2 separate regions of the Homo sapiens genome follow, and region 2 is linked to region 1. Evidence: chromatin loops called from intact Hi-C (ENCODE). Cell type or tissue: transverse colon. All regions are shown on one strand. Links, peaks and the distances in the headings refer to the core of each region. The heading gives the core; the rest is flanking DNA.

Evidence for each region. A loop is a pair of places that touch in the nucleus more often than their neighbours do. Peaks named below come from ENCODE experiments on the same cell type or tissue, not always from the same donor. Only the 100,000 strongest peaks of a DNase experiment are listed, where the experiment ranks them.
Region 2: a loop joins it to region 1, with 5 times the contacts of the local background. A loop is called at or near these places in 31 of 110 quality-filtered maps.

The regions. Positions count from the first base shown.
Region 1 is chr5:127,489,583-127,496,598 of GRCh38, reverse strand. No RefSeq gene overlaps it. Among named protein-coding and RNA genes, the nearest start is that of PRRC1, 25 kb to the left of the region's middle. In transverse colon, for the core only: a CTCF peak has its summit at 3,465 (motif pointing right); no DNase peak of the experiment used is centred there; H3K4me3 peaks cover 537 bases; H3K27ac peaks cover 765 bases; H3K27me3 peaks cover 458 bases.
Region 2 is chr5:126,834,915-126,841,930 of GRCh38, reverse strand. LMNB1 (lamin B1) reads right to left here. Exons shown (of 11, transcript NM_005573.4): 11 at 4,911-5,708. The coding sequence ends at 5,667. Among named protein-coding and RNA genes, the nearest start is that of LMNB1, 61 kb to the right of the region's middle. RefSeq lists enhancers at 101-843, 1,588-2,330, 2,331-3,075. In transverse colon, for the core only: a CTCF peak has its summit at 3,806 (motif pointing left); no DNase peak of the experiment used is centred there.

The DNA.
Region 1 (7,016 bases), core at 2,393-4,892:
ATTGATAGTGCTGTTCCGTTCAACTATGTCCTTAATGATTTTCTGCTTGCTGGATCTGCCAATTACTAATAGAGGGATGTTGAAGTCTCTAATTACAATAGTAGATTCATTTATTTCTCCTTGCAGTTCTGCCAGTTTTTGGCTCACACATTTTGATGTTGCGTTGTTAGGTGCATAGACATTAAGAATTGTTATGTCTTCTTGGACTCCTTTATCATTATGCAATATGCCTCTTTATCCCTGACAACATTTCTTGCTCTTAAAAATCTGCTTTGAATGACATTAATATAGCTACTTCAGCTTTCTTATGATTAGTATTAGCATGGTGTATCTTTCTCTATTTCTTTATTTTTAATCTATCTGTGTCTTTAAGTTTCTTGTAGACAACATATAGTTGGGTCTTGTTTTTAATCTATTGTGATACTCTGTAAATTAAATGGCTATTTATTTATTCATTGATTCATTTTTCCTCCCACAAGTTTTATTTGTTATTATTTGTGTGTGTGTGTGCAACAAGAACACTTAACATAATACAGTATTAACTATAGGCACTATGTTATACAGTAGATCTCTAGGACTTATTCATCTTGTGTAACTGAAACTTGCATCCTTTAACTAATACCTCACCAAACCCCTACCCCCACCCCAAACCAGCCCCTGGCAACCATCATTCTACTCTTAGCTTCTATGAGTTGGACTGTTTTAGATTCCTCATACAAGTGGGACCAAATGGTTTTCGTCTTTCTATCCAGTTTATTTCTAAGTGATATATTTAGACAATGATGTTTCATATGGTTATTGGTATAATTGGATTAATATATACCATAATTGTTACTGTTTTCTATGTGTTGCCCTTATTTTTTGTTTCCTGTTTTTGTCTTCCACTCTTTTTCTGTCTTCTGTGATTTTAGATAAACATTTTATACAATTCCATTTCTCTCCTGTCTTTGCAAATAAATTATGCTTTCACTTTTTATTTTTTAGTGGTTGTCCTAGAGTTAACGATTTGCAATTACAACTAACCCATGTACACTTTCAAATAACACTATACCACTTCACAAGTAATGCAAATTCCCAATGTTTTCCTCCCATCCCTTACAACATTGCTATTATTCTTTTCCCTATCCCCAAACTGAGTACAATATTGCTGTTATTCTTTAGAACAAACTGTTATCTGTTAAATCAACTAAGAAAAATAAAATATTTTATTTTGCTTTCCTTTATTTCTTCTCTAATGCTCTTCCTTTCTTTATGTAAATCAGAGTTACTGACCTATATGATTTTCCTTCTTTTTGAAAGACTTTCAGAATATCTCATGTTCAACTGGTCTACTGGATACAAATTCCCTACTTTTTAATTTGTTGAGAAATTATTTCTACTTCACTTTTGAAAGATAATTTTGCTGGGTGCAGAATTCTAGGTTGGTTTTTCTTGTTTCAACACTTTAAATATTATGCACCACTGTCTTCTCACTCGTGGTTTCTTTTCTTTTCTTTCTTTCCTTCCTTCTTTCTTTCTTTCTTTCTTTCTCTTTCTTTCTTCTTTCCTTCCTTCCTTCCTTGCTTCCCTTCCCTTCCCTTTCCTTCCTTCCTTCCTTCCTCTTTCTCTTCTTTCTTTCCTTTCTTTCTCCTTCCTTCCTTCCTTCCTTCCTTCCTTCCTTCTTTCTTTCTTTCTTTCTTTCTTTCTTTCTTTCTTTCTTTCTTTCTTTCTTTCTTTCTTTCTTTCTTTTCTTTCTTTCTGAAACAGGGTCTCCCTCTGTCACCCAGGCTGGAGTACAGTGGCATGATCTCAGCTCACTGCTACCTCTGCTTCCTGAGTTCAGGTGATTCTTGTGCTTCCTAGCCACCTGAGTAGCTGGGATTACAGGTGTGTGCCACCACATCTGGCTAATTTTGGTATTTTCTGTAGAGATGGGGTTTCGCCATGTTGGCCAGGCTGGTCCCGAACTCCTAAACTCAAGTGATCCTCCCACCTCAGCCTCCCAAAATGCTGGGATTACAGATGTGAGCCACCATGCTGGGCCCTACATGGTTTCTACATAAAAGCCTGATGTAATTATCATCTTTGCTCCTCTATAAGTAAGGTGGGTTTCTTTTCCCCTCTGGTTTCTTTTAAGCCATTATTTTTGTCTTTGCTTTTCTGTGGTTTAAATGTGATTTGCCTATGTATAGATTTTGGGGGGATATTTATCCTGCTTTGTGTTCTCTGAGCTTCCTGAATCTGTGATCTGGTGTCTCATTAATTTGGAGAAAATTCTCTGTCATTATTGCTTCAAATGTTGCTTCTGTTTCTTTCTCTTTCTTCTCCTTCTGGTATTCCCATTATATGTATTTATACCTTTGGCAATTGTCCCACAATTTTGGGGTATACTATTCTGTTTTTATTCATTCTTTTTTCTCTTTGCTTTTCAGTTTGAGATGTTTTTACTGATATATTTTTATTTTTTATTTTTTTATTTTATTATTATTATACTTTAAGTTTTAAGGTACATGTGCACAATGTGCAGGTTAGTGCTGATATATTTTTAATTTCACTGATTCTTTTCTCAGCCATGTCCAGTCTACTGATAAGTAATCGAAGGCATTCCTCCCTTCTATTGCAGGATTTTTAATTTGTATAATAGCATTTACTTTTGAGTCTTTCGTAGAGTTTTCATATTTGTATTTACACTACCCATCAGTAGTTGCATGTTGTCCACTTTTTCCATTAGAACCCTTAGCATATCACTCAGAATTCTTTCAGATTCCAAGTCTGATAATTCTAAAATTTCTGCCATATATGAGTCTAGTTGTGAGGCCTGCTCTGTCTCTTCACACTGTGGTTTTCACCTTTTTTCATGCCTTGTAATTTTTTGATGAAAGCTAAATATGAAGTACTGGGTAAAAAAAACAGATAAACATGTCCTTAGTGTGAGGTTTTATGGTTTATATATTTTATGTCTTTAGTGTGAGGTTTTATGTCTTTAGTTTTATGTCTTTAGTGTGAGGTTTTATGTCTTTAGTGTGAGGTTTTATATGACTGGGAGTTCGACTGTGTTTCCTCTTTGCAGTAGCTCTGTCAGAGGCTAAAGTTTCCTCTGGTGTCCCTGTTTTCGTCTCCTCTGTTGTCTTTGGATTTCCCTGGACACTTCTTAAATCATTCCTGAGGTTTGCAGTTCTTTCCACTGTAATTCCTGTTGTTGTACAGGAACCCTATTAAGGAGAAGTAAGGCGTAGAGTGAAGGAAATTGTTCATAGTCCTAAAATTTGCTTCAGTATTTTAGTGAGCCTGTGCCCCTGGACCATGACACAGTCATAAATTTGTTGTATTTCCTCTAGCACAAAATGACAGGTTAGGCTGAATCATGTCAAGAGCCTCAGCTAGTGCTATCTAAATTCTCTGATTGCAATAATTTAATCTCTTAGTTTGGTAATATCTTTGTGTCATTTTTGTAAACATCCACTAGGGGGAGAGAAAATGTGTCTCTCATCAGTAACAGGATAACAGGTAGACAGGAAAGGACATTCCCACAGCAACATTTGGATATGCTCAGTTTTTCCCCACAATGAATGCTCTACTTAAAGTAAAACAGCAATCTGAACATTTTGAAGATGTTCTTAAAACATCTTTATTGGAGATTTATTACTTAAGTAAAGTTGTCTTATTGCTTCTGGGAATTTTACCAAAGGCCATTAGAGGGAGCTCAAAGCTTTTAAAATAATATATATATACATATATTTTTCTTTCTCTGCTTTCAGCACTTGATTGTCATTGCTAGCACTTTATTCTTAAGGCCCTGAATTTTCCTCATTTTTTTTAAAGATCAATTGAAATGCAGGAGATTTACCCTAATGTGTCTACCTGAGAATAAAAAGAGAATAAATTGCTTTTAACGAATTACTTAAATAATATAAACATGTCATTGAAGTATCGCAGTATTTAGAGAACAGTCCGTTTTCATTATAACCATGTGAAGAATAAGAAATTACTTTAGAGATTCTCATAAATTAAAATTTTTTAAAAGGAATGAATTGCTTTCTAAAAAGACACAAAGAATATACATGATCTAATACAACAAAATCTATAAGCAACATCTTACTGGCATTTAGTAAAGGTTAAATCCTTACTCTATATAGGCAATTTTCCCCATGTAATTATATTTTAGTTTAAATTAAATTTTAGGTATACAAATTTTGATCCACAGGGATTTTTTGGTAATTCTGTTCTAATTATTTTTTAATTTCCATTATCTTCTTTGATTTATGACTTATTTAAAACTGTGTTTTAAACTTTCCAATTGTATGAGGATTTTATCTTTATTTTTTGATTTCTAATTTTGTTACATTGAGATACAAGAATGGGTCTACATTATGTTTGGTTTTTTTTTAAGGCTCAAATTTTGGGTGCAGGTAGGTGTGTGTGTGTGTGTGTGTGCGCATGTGTAAGAGAAAGAGAAGATTTTAGCTGTGACTTTTTTGTTATCTTGATGTTTCAGCTAAAGTCTCAGCTTCTCAATGTGCATGTTTGCTGGGCATTCTAAGATAATGTGAGACTGGGTTTACAAAACTTAAATCATCCTTCGCTTCAAATGCTGTATGAAACCAGGCTAGAGAATTGGTTATGGGATGATAAAGATGAAGAAAAGAAGTACAGTATTTCTTTAAAGAGAAAATTGGAGAATCATGATGTTTCTCGTCTCCATCTAGATGTGGCGCTAATGCTACTCTCATTTTAATCCCAGCCAGGGACATATATTGACAGAAACAATCAAAGAGCAAGACAGATGCTCCCTAGAATTTGAGGACACAGTAATTGGTATGGGGTTCATGAGTAAATATATTCTAAAAGTTAGAGCCAAAGTGATCTGCTTAGAAATGGACTGCACTTTCATAGTCTGTTAGGGCAAAAGTGAATGTACATTTCTCTCAAGATTTTATGGCTACTTGGGAGGGACATACTACCTAAAAGTATTACTTAGAAGAATAGGTAGCCACAACAGTAGGGTGAGCTGCTAGAATCTAGTAGCTAAGCTTAGGGTTTGTAAGCTGTATGCATGAGCAATACTGCGGGATCTTTCACAGTTTTTTACAAAACTGCCTTTAAAAGAAAGAGCACTGCGTGTGGAATACAAAGCAAAGCTTCATACCAGATTGTGACCCTGTGAGCCTTGAAAAATTGTTTTCTCCTTAATGCCCCTTTTATATCCTTCCTTCTCTTCCCATTGACCAAAAGCACATCCAGCAAGTGAGAAGGGGGTGTACGAAGAAAGAGGAAAGAAGCCAACCACGTCCTGCTTTCTCGTTGTAAGTTTTTGAACCCATGTGAGCTGAGCTGGGGAAGGAGAATCATCTAAAATTGGATGAGAATGTAGGGTTTATATTTGACTATGCTGTATTTTATCACATGAAAATGATTAGAAGAGCTATAAAACTTGTCAATATTTCATTCAGGAGCAAAGTCTTTAGAAGTTGAAAGATTAGTTAGTTTCTCCTTGCACTTTGCAACAAGCTTGATAGTTCAATATACCATGTATAAGGATACAAACAAATATAGCCACATTCTTATCCATATCTATTCCTATATCTATGCTATGTACACACACACACACACACACACACACACACACACATTAGCCCAAGATGGTTAATTCGATTTTTTAAATGTGTATACTTTTCCCAATGTTTGACATTTTCTACTTTTTCTCGAAATTCTTCAAATTTTCTTTACATAGTTTGAAGCTATCTTGTTCACATGGGTTCAGAATTATGGCTTACGGGTAAATTGTTTATTTAGCCACATGTTGGAATTTGGTTGTCCCTAATAAATCTTTTGCCTTACAGTCTATTTTGTTTGAAATTAATGTAATAACAACCATCTTCTTTTGGTTAGTGTTTGCTTTTCCATCTTTGAAGTTTCTATTTTTCTGCACCATTATGCTTTAAGTATGTGTTTTTTTTTGTTTTTTTTAGATGGAGTCTTGCTCTGTCTGGAGTGCAGTGGCACTATCTCAGCTCAGTGCAACCTCTGCCTCCTGGCATTTAGCAAAGGTTAAATCCTTACTCTATACAGGCAATTTTTTCCCCTAACATATGTATTTATATTTCCCTTTCAATTAAATTTTAGGTACACAATTTTTGTATTTTTAGGAGAGACAGGGTTGCACCTTGTTGGCCAGGCTGGTCTCAAACTACTGGCCTCAGGTGATCTGCCAGCCTTGGCCTCCCAAAGTGCTGGGATTACAGTCGTGAGCCGTTGCACCTGGCCCTTTTGAGTACGTCTTTTAAATAGCACAGAGCTGGGTTTTGTTATTTTACACAATATAAAACTCTTTGTCTTTTATCTGGAAAGTTTAATTCATTTTATTATTTTTATTTTTATTTTAGATTTATTTCTATAATCTTATTTTGTGCTTTTTATCTCTACCAGCTTTCTATGCTTCTTTTTCCTTCTTTCTCATTCTCAATTGGATTAATCTAATTTTTTATATTTCCTTTTTGCACCATCACTAATTCCACTCTGCATTGATTTTATTTCTATATTTTATAGGTATACTTCACTGAATAAGTTAATTTTCATAAAGTCATACAAGAAGCTTAAAAATCAAAACTTTCATGTGTAGGCTTATGAGGAAAAGGAGCAAGCCTAGCCTGTCTATTCTTAAATCCCACCCCCCAGAAGCAATCAGTTTAAACACTTTAGTTCTTTCTTCTAATAATTATCTTTATTGTCTCTAAATAATATTTTTTCTGCTGCTTTTTGAATTTTTTATTTTGGATACTGTCTGTTGACTTGCTCCTATGGCTATTGCCCTGGGACTTTCTTTACTATTTTCCTGATATTTCTATATTGGATCCTGTACTTCCTAGACCCCATGGCTTCTCATTTCCTAGTCCACCAGCTTATTTTGGGAAAATACATCCTTCTGCAGATTACTAAAATTGGATGCCTGGAGGAGAATTCTTCTCAGAGCTTACATATCTGAAAATACATTTATCCTACTCTCACACTTGATTATTAGTGAGGTATGAAGATATGAA
Region 2 (7,016 bases), core at 2,613-5,112, 650 kb after region 1:
ACTGCTGCAAAGCTTCACAGACAGCCCCCATTACTTCCATCAAGCCCAAGTTTCTTCCTCATCTGTTACCTATCTCGGCATAATTCTCATAAAAACACACGTGCTCTCCCTGCCAATCGTGTCCGACTGATCTCTCAAACCCCAACCGCTTCTACAAAACAACAACTCCTTTCCTTCCTGGGCATGGTTGGATACTTTCGCCTTTGGATACCTGGTTTTGCCATCCTAACAAAACCATTATATAAACTCACAAAAGGAAACCTAGCTGACCCCATAGATCCTAAATCCTTTCCCCACTCCTCTTTCCATTCCTTGAAGACAGCTTTAGAAACTGCCCCCACTCTAGCTCTCCCTGACTCATCCCAACCCTTTTCATTACACACAGCCGAAGTGCAGGGCTGTGTGGTCGGAATTCTTACATAAGGACCAGGATTGCGTCCTGTAGGCTTTTTGTCCAAACAACTTGACCTTACTGTTTTAGGCTGGCCATCATGTCTCCGTGCAGCCGCTGCTGCTGCCCTAATACTTTGAGGCCCTCAAAATCACAAACTATGCTCAACTCACTCTCTACAGTTCTCATAACTTCCAAAATCTATTTTCTTCCTCATACCTGACGCATATACTTTCTGCTTCCCGGCTCCTTCAGCTGTACTCACTCTTTGTTGAGTCTCCCACAATTACCGTTGTTCCTGACCCAGACTTCAATCTGGCCTCCCACATTATTCCTGATACCACACCTGACCCCCATGACTGTATCTCTCTGATCCACCTGACATTCACCCCAGTTCCCCAAATTTCCTTCTTTTCTGTTCCTCACCCTGATCACGCTTGATTTATTGATGGTGGGTCCACCAGGCCTAATCGCCACACACCAGCAAAGGCAGGTTATGCTATAGTATAAGCCACTAGCCCGCCTCTTAGAACCTCTCATTTCCTTTCCATTGTGGAAATCTATCCTCAAGGAAATAACTTCTCAGTGTTCCATCTGCTATTCTACTACTCCTCAGGGATTATTCAGGACCCCTCCCTTCCCTACACATCAGGCTCGAGGATTTGCCCCACCCAGGACTGGCAAATTAGCTTTACTCAACATGCCCCGAGTCAGATAACTAAAACACCTCTTAGTCTAGGTAGATACTTTCAGTGGATAGGTAGAGGCCTTTCCTACAGGGTCTGAGAAGGCCACTGCAGGCATTTCTTCCCTTCTGTCAGACTTAATTCCTCAGTTTAGCCTCCCACCTCAATACAGTCTGATAACAGACGAGCCTTTATTAGTCAAATCAGCCAAGCAGTTTTTCAGGCTCTTAGTATTCAGTGAAACCTTTATATCCCTTACGGTCCTCCGTCTTCAAGAAAAGTAGGACTAAAGGTCTTTTAAAAAAACACACCTCACCAAGCTCAGCCACCAACTTAAAAAGGACTGGACAATACTTTTACCACTTTCCCTTCTCAGAATTCAGGCCTGTCCTCGGACTGCTACAGGGTACAGCCCATTTAAGCTCCTATATAGACGCTCCTTTTTATTAGGCCCCAGTATCATTCCAGACACCAGACCAACTTAGACTGTGCCCCCAAAAAACTTGTCATCCCTACTATCTTCTGTCTAGTCATACTCCTATTCACCGTTCTCAACTACTCATACATGCCCTGCTCTTGTTTACACTGCCGGTTTACACTGTTTCTCCAAGCCATCACAGCTGATATCTCCTGGTGCTATCCCCAAACTGCCACTCTTAACTCTTGAAGTAAATAAATAATCTTTGCTGGCAGGACTATGCTGAATCTCCTTAGGCACTCTCTAATCAGATATCCTGAGTCATCCCAATTCTTAGACCTTTTATACCTGTTTTTCTCCTTCTGTTATTCCATTTCGTTTCTCAATTCACCCAAAACCGTATCCAGGCCATCACCAATCATTCTATACGACAAGTGTTTCTTCTAACACCCCCACAATATCACCCCTTACCACAAGACCTCCCTTCAGCTTAATCTCTCCCACTCTAGGTTCCCACGCCACCCCTAATCCCGCTTGAAGCAGCCCTGAGAAACATCGCCCATTCTCTCTCTCCATACCACCCCCAAAAATTTTTGCCGCCCCAACACTTCAACACTATTTTGTTTTATTTTTCTTATTAATATAAGAAGGCAGGAATGTCAGGCCTCTGAGCCCAAGCCAAGCCATCGCATCCCCTGTGATCTGCACCTATACACCCAGATGGCCTGAAGTAACTAAAGAATCACAAAAGAAGTGAATATGCCCTGCCCCACCTTAACTGATGACATTCCACCACAAAAGAAGTGTAAATGGCCGGCCCTTGCCTTAAGTGATGAGATTACCTTGTGAAAGTCCTTTTCCTAGCTCAAAAAGCACCCCCACTGAGCACCTTGTGACCCCCCACTCCTGCCCGCCAGAGAACAAACCCCCTTTGACTGTAATTTTCCTTTACCTACCCAAATCCTATAAAACGGCCCCTCCCTTATCTCCCTTCGCTGACTCTCTTTTCGGACTCAGCCCGCCTGCACCCAGGTGAAATAAACAGCCGTGTTGCTCACACAAATCCTGTTTGGTGGTCTCTTCACACAGACACGCATGAAACGGATCACTCACAACATAGCCCTTGCTGGAGATGTGTTCACAATCCTAAAAACTCCATGAGAAAGCCAACTACCATTAGGAAAGTCAACAGACACAGCTAACAGAAAAATTAGCATTCTCCAAAACTCAAAAAAATAGAATTGAGACTATAAAATATGGTTAAAATGATTCATAAAAAGAATAAAAACTATAATAAAAAATTATGAAAAAGATAAATTTGAGAAAGAATCAAAGACAACTTCAGAAACAAAAAAATGAAGCCTAAAAAGTTCAATGGCTGGAATAAACAGATAAGACAGGGCTGAGAACAGAATCAGTGAGATAAATACGAAGGAGTTAACTGAGAATATAGTGTGGAGAAACCTAAAATACATGAAACAGGACAGGTTCAACACAGGTATAAAAGAAACCCCAGAAGGAAAGAACAGACAGTGGGGATGAGATAATACTCAACAAAATAAGAACATCCAAAATTTTCTTAATGAAGAACACAGAGATAAGACCTGAACAAGAGGAATAAAAATAAATCCATATCTAGGCGTGGTGGTGTGCACCTGTAATCCCAACTACTCAGGAGGCTGAGGCAGGAGAATCGCTTGAACCTGGGAGACAGAGGTTGCAGTGAGCGGAGATTGCACCATTGCACTCCAGCCTGGGCAACAACAGCGAGACTCTGTCTCAAAAAAATAAATAAAATAAAATAAAATAATAAAATAAATCCATACCTAAACAGAGGTGAAAACAAACACTGAAGACAAAACAAGGGGAAAATGTGAATCATGCTTGTTATCAAATAAATAATCCAAAAATGTATATATATGCTGTATGCCTAACATCAATTTCATGCGGAGATGCTGATTTTAATACACAGGATGGCAGCGTGCCCTCTAGCTCACTCACATTCTGCGGGAATGGGTTTAGGTGCAGCTCAATTTCAGAAAACCTCAATTTAGTCCAAAGTTTGTCAGTCTAAACAGACTCAGGAATCTACTACTGCCACACATCCAGGGGCAACAAACTGTTTATGTTGAGCCCTGCATTTGTACTCTCAATTTCCCCAGCATACACACTATTCTACTATGTTACAACTGCCAATTTTTCTTAATGCCCAAATTAATTCAAGTGTTGGCTTTTATAACCTAATTTATCCAGCAATAAAAGCACCTAGAATGTATTTTGATGACAAGAACCCCATCTTGTGGCAAAATGTTTCACAGCTGAGTTTGGCTGTGTACTGTAATGCCATTCCCACTCTGAAGATAAATCTGCGTTGAGAAGTTATCATTTTATCTGCTTTACCAGACAGAATTTCTAACCCAGCATTTATCTTGTGTCTGCGACGGCACCAAAGTATGCAGTAAATCTGCGGAACACAGTAATTCTGGGGCTTTGTGAGTTATTTTCAAGTGAAAGCTGGTAGTCTTTGTGCAGCTTACTGCAGGAATATTTTAAGAGAAAAACAAACACTGACTAGGGTTAGCTTCTGAAATATTATCTGTCCATTCTAGGAAGAGTTCAGATATTGCACTTCCTATAAGATGAACTCACTTAACTAAAGCAATCAAGACAAAACCTCCCCAAATCCACACGAATTGACACCATAATTAGCACCATACATAATAAAGCTACCCCACACACAGCACATTCGTATTTCATAGCATTCATGTTATTTTTCTAAAAGGTGGCTTTTAATCAATTTCTCGGCCCTTCCTATTTTAAAAGACAGTAGAATTACATTCTAAAATATTCTTCCCATTTTTTCTTTTACTAGGAATGTCCAGCATGGGAAACATGACAAAATGCTCTCTACGAATACAAAAACATTAGCCGGACATGGTGGTGTGTGCCTGTAGTCCCAGCTACTTGGGAGGCAGAGCCCAGGAGAGGTCAAGGCTGCAGTGAGCTAAGACCGTGCCATTGCACTACAGCCTGGGCAACAGAGTGAGATTCTGTCTTTAAAAAAAAAAAAAAAAAAAAAGGAATGTCTTCCTCAATGTTTTCTACTGTTCCTATTTGGTTTTCCTGAAGAAATTTTAAAAGGCCTTATTGTTAATAAGCTAAAAAATGTAATGAAGCATTGAGCATGATATCTGGCTCAAAAACATTAGTTATTATTATTGCTTTTATTATTGTTGTTATTAATGACAATTAAATACTGAAAGACCCCCAAAATAGCTTATCTTCCACAACTGGCAAAGCCTTAAAGAAAAATCCAGTTCAAAGAAGTCAAATTATATTTTTATCAAAAGCAAAACTGAAACAATACTTTTCTCCCCTCAAAATCTGTTTTTAAAGCGTTAAAAAGGACAGTATATCAATATTAAAAGAGCTTTTTTATTTGTTAATGTCACATAAGAAATTTAAGCAAGTTACACTATCTTAAAAAACACAACGAATGCATTTTAATAGAGAAACCCTTCCCTCCCTCCACCTCCCTCCCCCACCCTCCTCATGAATTAAGAATCTAAGAGAAGAAGTAACCATAAAACCAAGTTTTGTGGAATCCATCATCCAGAGTGCTTACATGGTGATTAGGTTAATATTGCCTTCTTACAAAATTTCTATTTTAAAAAAAATTATAACCTTGATTGCTTATTACAAAAAAATTCAGTACAAAAGTTCAATATATTGAAAAATGCTTTTCCCCTCCCTCACAGCACCGTTTTATATATAGCAGAGAATAATGAAGAGATTGCTAGTCTAGATGGGGCAATCTTCAAATTACACCAAGACGCACAGTGGTTTATTTACCCTCCCCTCCTCATAAGAACTTAAAAAAAAAGAAAAAACACACATACAAAAAAAGTCAAAAAATTTGAGGAACCCCTTCCGAACAGTACACAGTTATTAAGTTCAGTGTCAATAATTCACATCTTGCAACAAAGTGTATGGACATGATTTCTTTTACAAAACTTTCAGTGTCAAAAAGGAAATTAAGGCCATCAGATTTGCAGCTTAAAAATTCACATAAAGGAAATATAAAAATATTCTGTGCTTCTGAGAAGGCTCTGCACTGTATACAGGTAAAGATTACCATACTTCTTTATTTTGAGGAAGACAGTTGAAAATTTTACATAATTGCACAGCTTCTATTGGATGCTCTTGGGGTTCCCTGATGAGGAAAACAGAAGGAAAAATTAATACTAAAGAAATAGATCACAGTATTCTAAAATAAGACAAAAACTTTTAACTACAGGGATACCAAACCATATTACCTAACCTCAAATGGACCCTTTATCATCTCTCATCTTTTCTAACCTTTTCTTTTTTTCTTTTTCTTTGTTTGTTTGAGATAGAGTCTCACTCTGTTGCCCAGGCTGGAGTGCAGTGGTGCAATCTTGGCTCACTGCAACCTCTACCTCCTGGGTTCAAGCGATTCTCATGCCTCAGCCTCCCGAGCAGCTGCGACTACAGGTGTGCATCACCACCACGTTAGCCAGGCTGGTCTTGAACTCCTGGCCTCAAGTGATCCACCTGCCCTTGGCCTCCCAAAGTGCTGGGATTACAGGCGTGAGCCACCGTATCTGGCCTCTAACCTTCTTTTATGGACTTCTTTCTAGAATACCCCCCAACAAATTCCAGAACAGTAATTGTCAACTCTGGCTACACATTCAGATCCTGAGGAGTTTAAAACAAATTCTGATCTAGGTCCCTTGATCAATCAAATAAGAATTTCTCATTTTACTGGGAAAGGGTAGCTATCTATATATAATTTTAAAGTAATTCTAATGTGCAGCTCAATTTGAAAACCATTGTTCAATAACCTCTTTTGATAACTTAGGAAATAGGAGATCAGTGGATCAGCTTTTAACAACCACATCGGAGACTACAGCTTGCTAGATCCTGAACTTACACATCCCAAGCCATCTGCAGTGGATTTGTCCTCCAAGGTGAAGTCAACATGGCTCCTCTACCCATTTCTTTATCACTCATTAATTTCATATAACCTCACAATATGACTTGTGACTCACCACTGATTGAACTAAAACTGGTTTTTTGAAGGTCACCAAAATATTTCTAATCAATTCAAAAGGCGATTGGATTCATCCTCAAATATGAAGTTCAAACGCCTGTTCTGCCCTTCCATCTTCCCTCTTATGAACCTTGGTATCATTAGTTTCTGTGATCACAAAAGCTAAAAACCTCATACATCTTTATTTTTTTTCTTCTCTCACCCTCAAGTTTAGTCACTAAGCCTTAATAAATTTCCATTATATATTCCCTCACTGCCTCTGGAATCTCCTCTCTAGAGTTAGTCCCTCTGATTCAGCTTGGCCAGTGATATTTTAAAATGCAGTCTTAACTTCTCCTTTGTTCCAAATTGTACAGAAGCTACATCCCTAAGCATTCCAGACTATGTCAGTTTAATTCCAATCTTTCAACTTCATTTAACTCTCACATGAACCCTACAAAATAACTG